Regions from separate parts of the Homo sapiens genome. Here region 1 is linked to region 2. A link is an interaction called in ENCODE POLR2A ChIA-PET data of the cell type or tissue named here. Cell type or tissue: PC-9. All regions are shown on one strand. Each heading gives the region's core, and the rest is flanking DNA. Links, peaks and the distances in the headings are about the cores only. Region 1 holds the start of SMARCA1 (SNF2 related chromatin remodeling ATPase 1). Region 2 overlaps ENOX2 (ecto-NOX disulfide-thiol exchanger 2).

The links. ChIA-PET counts read pairs that join two places held together with the same protein. Peaks named below come from ENCODE experiments on the same cell type or tissue, not always from the same donor. Only the 100,000 strongest peaks of a DNase experiment are listed, where the experiment ranks them.
Region 1: POLR2A ChIA-PET joins it to region 2 with 16 read pairs; 1 of 35 experiments calls an interaction of 5 or more read pairs at or near these places.

Annotation. Positions count from the first base shown.
Region 1 is chrX:129,520,898-129,523,689 of GRCh38, forward strand. It overlaps SMARCA1 (SNF2 related chromatin remodeling ATPase 1), which reads right to left and starts at 2,593. Exons shown (of 25, transcript NM_001282874.2): 1 at 2,300-2,593. The coding sequence starts at 2,473. In PC-9, for the core only: a CTCF peak has its summit at 1,364; a DNase peak (open chromatin) is centred at 1,504; H3K4me3 peaks cover 2,500 bases; H3K27ac peaks cover 755 bases.
Region 2 is chrX:130,828,156-130,830,961 of GRCh38, forward strand. All of the region lies in intron 2 of ENOX2 (ecto-NOX disulfide-thiol exchanger 2), which reads right to left. All of the region lies in intron 1 of LOC124905217 (a long non-coding RNA gene), which reads left to right. Among named protein-coding and RNA genes, the nearest start is that of ENOX2-AS1, 27 kb to the left of the region's middle. In PC-9, for the core only: no CTCF peak of the experiment used is centred there; a DNase peak (open chromatin) is centred at 1,586; H3K27ac peaks cover 1,429 bases.

The sequences.
Region 1 (2,792 bases), core at 293-2,792, 1.3 Mb before region 2:
GACGGAGTCTCACTCTGTTGCTCAGGTTGGAGTGCAGTGGTGGGATCTCGGCTCACTGCAACCTGAGCCTTCCGGGTTCAAGCGATTCTCCTGCCTCAGCCTCCCAAGTAGCTGGGATTACAGGTGCCTGCCACCACACTTGGCTAATTTTTTTTTTTTGGTATTTTTAGTAGAGACGGGGTTTCACCATATTGGCCAGGCTGGTTTCGAACTCCTGACCTCAAGTGATCTACCCGCCTCGGCCTCCCAAAGTGCTAGGATTACAGGCGCGAGCCACCGCGCCCGGCTGGAAAAATTATTTTTAAAAATCAACACAACACTGCAAGAGTCTGGTAGGTGGTTACTTAATTGAGAGGGAACAACCTGCGGGATTTCAGGTGCCTTTGTGTCACTGTCAAAGTACACTAACTGATGGCCATGAAGAAGAGGTTAATCTGCACTTTTAGTATGCAATTTAAAGTGTCAAGGTAGTATGTAATGTATTTCATTTTTTAAGGAAAAATTAAAAATAAAAATGGATATCCAGGAAGTTCCTGACATACAGCACCTCATTTCCCTGTCCTGGGTGGACAAATGAAGTACTGGTAGGGCAATTTCTAATGAGGCAAGAGTTGACAAATATGTAGGCATCAACTCAGTGTTTATATTATATAGCTTTTTTATTGGTCTCCCGTTTTTTCACAATACAAAATTTTATACAAAATTCAAAAATTTATACAATCTGGAAATTCGACAACCTCTCCTGCCATACAAAAGGCAGTTTGGCACTCACATTTGCCCAGTCCAGGGAATAAAAGGCACACAGACATTTCCGAATTTCACAACATTTGATTTATATTGATGCTTGGTATTACACCCACTTTTAACCAACAATATTGTCTTACTAATCCAAGTACCGCGTAGATCTTACAATGTGTATGTTTTCTACGGTTTTCATTTAGCACTACAATTGTCCTTCTGTTTAGTCAACCTTGTAATAGTAAAATATGTCACAGAAGCAACTGCTAAATTTAAAATTACTCTTCTCATTTAAGGCGAAAGGTGTTCATTTTCCTCAAAAGCTTTTCATTTGGTCGTATAGTATCATATAATGATTCAGACAAAGCCACTTGAGATCTCTAAAGCATAATTACCCACCTTTTTAAAATTGCGATATGACTACTCGTAAATAGGAAAAAATCCACACATAAACCATTAGTTATGCAATTTTATCATACATCAAAAATGCTTATGCCCCATCCTATTTTTATGTCAATTTTTCAACGTTTTATAGTTTTATTTGCATGTCTCGGGCCACACGAAATGTGCCTTATGGAGATAATACATATTTTCTGGATTGGCTTTAATATGTGTCAGAGCAGTTCCCTTACGTTAGAAGCAGCTCATCTTGGCGACGCTGAGTTTTTTAAAAATTAAAGGAGAAAAAAAAAAAAAACCTGTGTGTGTCCAGGAGCCAGCAGCGCCCACTAGGAGAGGGAGGCGGAAGCCTGGAAAGCTTGGGGCCGGATTGAGGGACCATTGGGGTGGCCCTGGAGTGAAACCCTATACCGTCGGGGGCGGGGCAGAAGAGGGTGAGGGTGCAGATGTTGGAAATTTTCCTAAGCCAGCGTCCACGGTTCCTCAGTTTGGGGGGGCGGGGGGGTACGACGCAGAGAGCTCCTTTCCTCGGGGTGACACCCCCACCTCGGCAGGCGGGGTTCAAACGAACAAGGGATGGTTTTTTTCCTGCCATCCAAAAGACCGACATTGCCAATGAAAGAAAGAAATGTCTTCCCTGTCACCCTCCACCCAGCAACCACCAGCACCTTGAAATTCAAATTACAAAAAAAGCCCCAGCAAAACCCCTTTAGCGCGAGTGTGGGATTGAAGGGCCCAGATTTCCCAGGCAGAGGCCGACGGGAAGGCGGGGGGAGAGGGAGCGAGCGAGAGGAGAGGGAGAGGCGGAGGCTTTTTCCTGCACAGCCCCATCCCCCACCCCGTTACCCGAGTTCCGGGAAGGTGGAGGGGGTCGGGGGCTGTCGAGGGGCTCCCGAGCCCCCAGGCCCCGGGAGAGCGGGCACCCCTCCACCCCGCGCCGCTCCCGCCCGCGCCCAGCCCCGCCCCCGTCCTCCAGGCGGCGAGAAGGAAAGGGGGAGGGGAGCGAACGCCAGGCGGTTCCGCCGCCGACCCCCGCACCCGCCGCCCCTAGCCCCGCAAAGCTCCGCGGGTACCTGTCGGCGCCGAAAGGTCAGGGTTTGGGCCCCTCAGAGGGGCCAGGCACAGGATTTGTCCACCACACACACACCCCCTTCCTATTTACCTCCTTCTTCTTCTCGCCCTTCTCCGTGGCCGCGGTGGCTTCGGTGGCCGCGGCGGCCGCTCCCTCCTCCTGAGAGGTGGACGGCCCGGGCTGCTCGTCCTCTATGACCACGATAGTGGCGGTCGCATCCGCGGCTGCCACGGTGGCTGCCACTGCGGCAGTGTCCTGCTCCATGCCGTGGGAGCGGGAACGAGTAGGGGGACAAGGCAGGGGACGAGGGCTCCTGGGCGGCGGCAGTGGCTGCACTGGAAAGAGCTAGATGGAGCAGGGGTGGGGAATCACTCCGCTTCCAACCCCTTCGCTCAGGCCCCCCCTTCTTTAAATAACCCTCAACCCTGCCCCACTTCCGTCCACCCACCCTACGTCATGGCCTCCCCCCGTCACTCTCCCCCCTTCCTCCACCCCCCCCCCCTCAACGATCGCGAGACTCCCCTTCCCCACCCAGAGCCCGGGCCGGCCCCGCACGACCAACTGTTGCCTGAGTGTGGGGCGC
Region 2 (2,806 bases), core at 78-2,577:
GATATGAGCAAATATCTGAGGCAGAAAGCAAGCCCATAATTCATACTAACTAATCTGCTTTGTGGTCTCTAGTAAAGGTAATTTAGCTTCTGGGTTCAAATTACTTAACTAGCACATACAAGGGGAAATTAGGGGTACAATACAAGTTTACTTTCCGTTTTCAGTTGATAAAACTTTGCATTAATATTAGTCAGTCAGCTTAACAGAAGAAATTAACAGGCTAATAAGATGAAATACATTTAACAAGAAAGACTAAGATTTTAGCTAGGATAATTAAATCTAATATTTTTCTTAAATGAAATTGATAGGAAAACAAAAACTTCTGGTCTAATTTATGTTTGTAATTAATACCATACGGAAAGTAACATTGGGATTAAAACATCTATATTCATTGAGCTCTTTTTTAGCCCTATATGATCCATTTTGATTGTTACACAAAATCATTTAAATGAGGGGCTCTCCCCCATATTTCCTTTCTGTAAAATAAAATAATAATCAATACAACTCAGTAGGAAGTTTTCAAATCCAGGAAGCAAAATAGGTGCTGCTCCCAAAGGAGTTCTGAGGGTCAGTTATAAATGAAATTATATTACATTTTTCAGCCTCATATGATGCCTTTTCATCAAGGAGCTCAAAGATTTCCCAGGAATGGCCAACGTCCTGGGATCAGTAGAATTAAGCCGTGAATGGCGTCTTTGTCTAGAAGTGAAAGGCAATGGTGACCTTCCTAGACTGAGAACTGAGTAGATCAGCCTTATGATTGTCTCTGGTTCTATTAACCCACTATCACTGGCATGGCATTCAACTCAAAAGGAAGATTTCACTGTTAAAAGTAATCTATGTGTTTTTAGTGTTTATTGTAACATATAACAAATGTGCACTTCTTTATTTAGCCCTTCTAGCCTCACCCCATCTTCAATGTACTGGCTGATCCTGCTCCTACTTTCAGATCTTTCTCTCTGATGGGCTACTTGTTGCTCTTCGGTGCTCCATGAGAATAAGAAGCAATAAGAACAAAAGTCACCTATTCCTCAATAGCTGGCATAAGAAGTCATATATTAGGGCAGGATACTATAACAGCAATAACTGCTGTTATTAAATGCCCATTACATGCCAAGCCCTATATGGTCAGGTATTTTACATGCACTATCTCATTTAATTTTATCCACAAACTATCAGATAAATATTACTGCTTACTTATTTTGTAGAAGGGGAATTTGAATATCAACTGGCTAATTTATTTACCCTAGGTCTCACAGCTAAGTAAATGGCAGACTCAGGATTCAAACCAAGGTTCGTCTGGTTCCAAAATACATTTTCTATGCCACACTATCACCCTGAAGCAAAATGAGGTGCTCTAAATAGGGTGTTAGGGGTATGCATGCCTGTAAGCATAAGGAATTCCAAACTTTCAGACATTTTCTGGCCCAAGAAATGATACAGAACTTTGGGTAACAATAATGGCTAACATTTTTTGAGGGTACAGTACATGCCAGAAACTGTTCTAGGAGCTTTACACACATTGACTCATTCAATCCTTACAATAACCCTCTTAAGGTATATGCTACTATGACGCCCATGGCAATGATGAAGCAACTCTGGCATTAAAAGGTGAAATGACTTACTCAAGATTGCACAGCTTAGAACTGGTGGAGCTAGAATTCAAATTTCAGCAGTCTGGCTTCAGAGTCTACATATTTAACAAAAACATTTTATTAATGAGAAATTGGTTGAGATCAAGAATTGTCACAAGAGGAAAAAGAAAATAATCACAGAGTTTTAGAGTTAAGAAGAACCTTAAAGATTATTTAGTCCAATCTTCTTATGTTCCTAATGAGAAAAGAGAGGCAGAGCAATATTAAGCAACTTGCCTAAGGTCACATGGCTTGTAATTAGCTGAGCTTGCATCACAGCCCAGGCCTTCTGACCCCTAGTCATGTGCTCATTCTATTATATCATATTATATTCTCCCTGATGCACTCATGTAACAAAATGTGAGTTGAATTCAATTAAATTGCCTTTCTGGACCTGCACCTGAGCTACTAAACTTGAATGGGGAAAAATGCACATAGCTGAGCAAATGGGCTTCACGTTCATTTAAAGCATTCATGATCACAAGCCTCAACTGAGCACTCATCTCTGCTCAACAATGCTACTTCTGTATTAAACTTGCTTTCCCACTCTTTAAAGTGACAATATCTTCATTGTTATCTTCAATCCTCCTATATTTTCCCCCACTCCACTCCACTTCCTGCCATTAACTAATGATATGCCTCATACTTCATGGAGAAGAAAAAGGTATCAGAAGAAGTAGCTCTTTCATCTTCCTACCACCAAATCTGCAAACCTGTCTATGTCTCTATCTATATTCTGTGTTGTTAAAATGGAACAAGTGTCGCTAAATCCCATCCTTTCTTGCTGCTTAGACTGCAGATGTTCCTCTTTCTTCTTCTGCATCATCATTTCTGTCTTTCTACTGGAAGTTGGCCTTGGCTCCTACTCTTTCAACATTCCATATATTCCAACCATCGGTTAAATCTTATCTTTTGATTATAATTCTAAAATACATCTTGAATCTGTACATTTTTCATCACCATTGCTAACATCATCCAAGTCACCATGTTCTCTTATCTAGGCTCCTGCAGTAAGTAAATAGCCTCCTAACTGGCTGTGTCATGCTTCCACTCTTGCCCATCTTTAACTCATTCTCTGCTGAGCAGCTATCTCTAGTACATTTTCTGTTGCTATACCAGAATAACACAAACTGGGTAATTTATAAAGAAAAGAAGTTTATTTGGCCTATGGT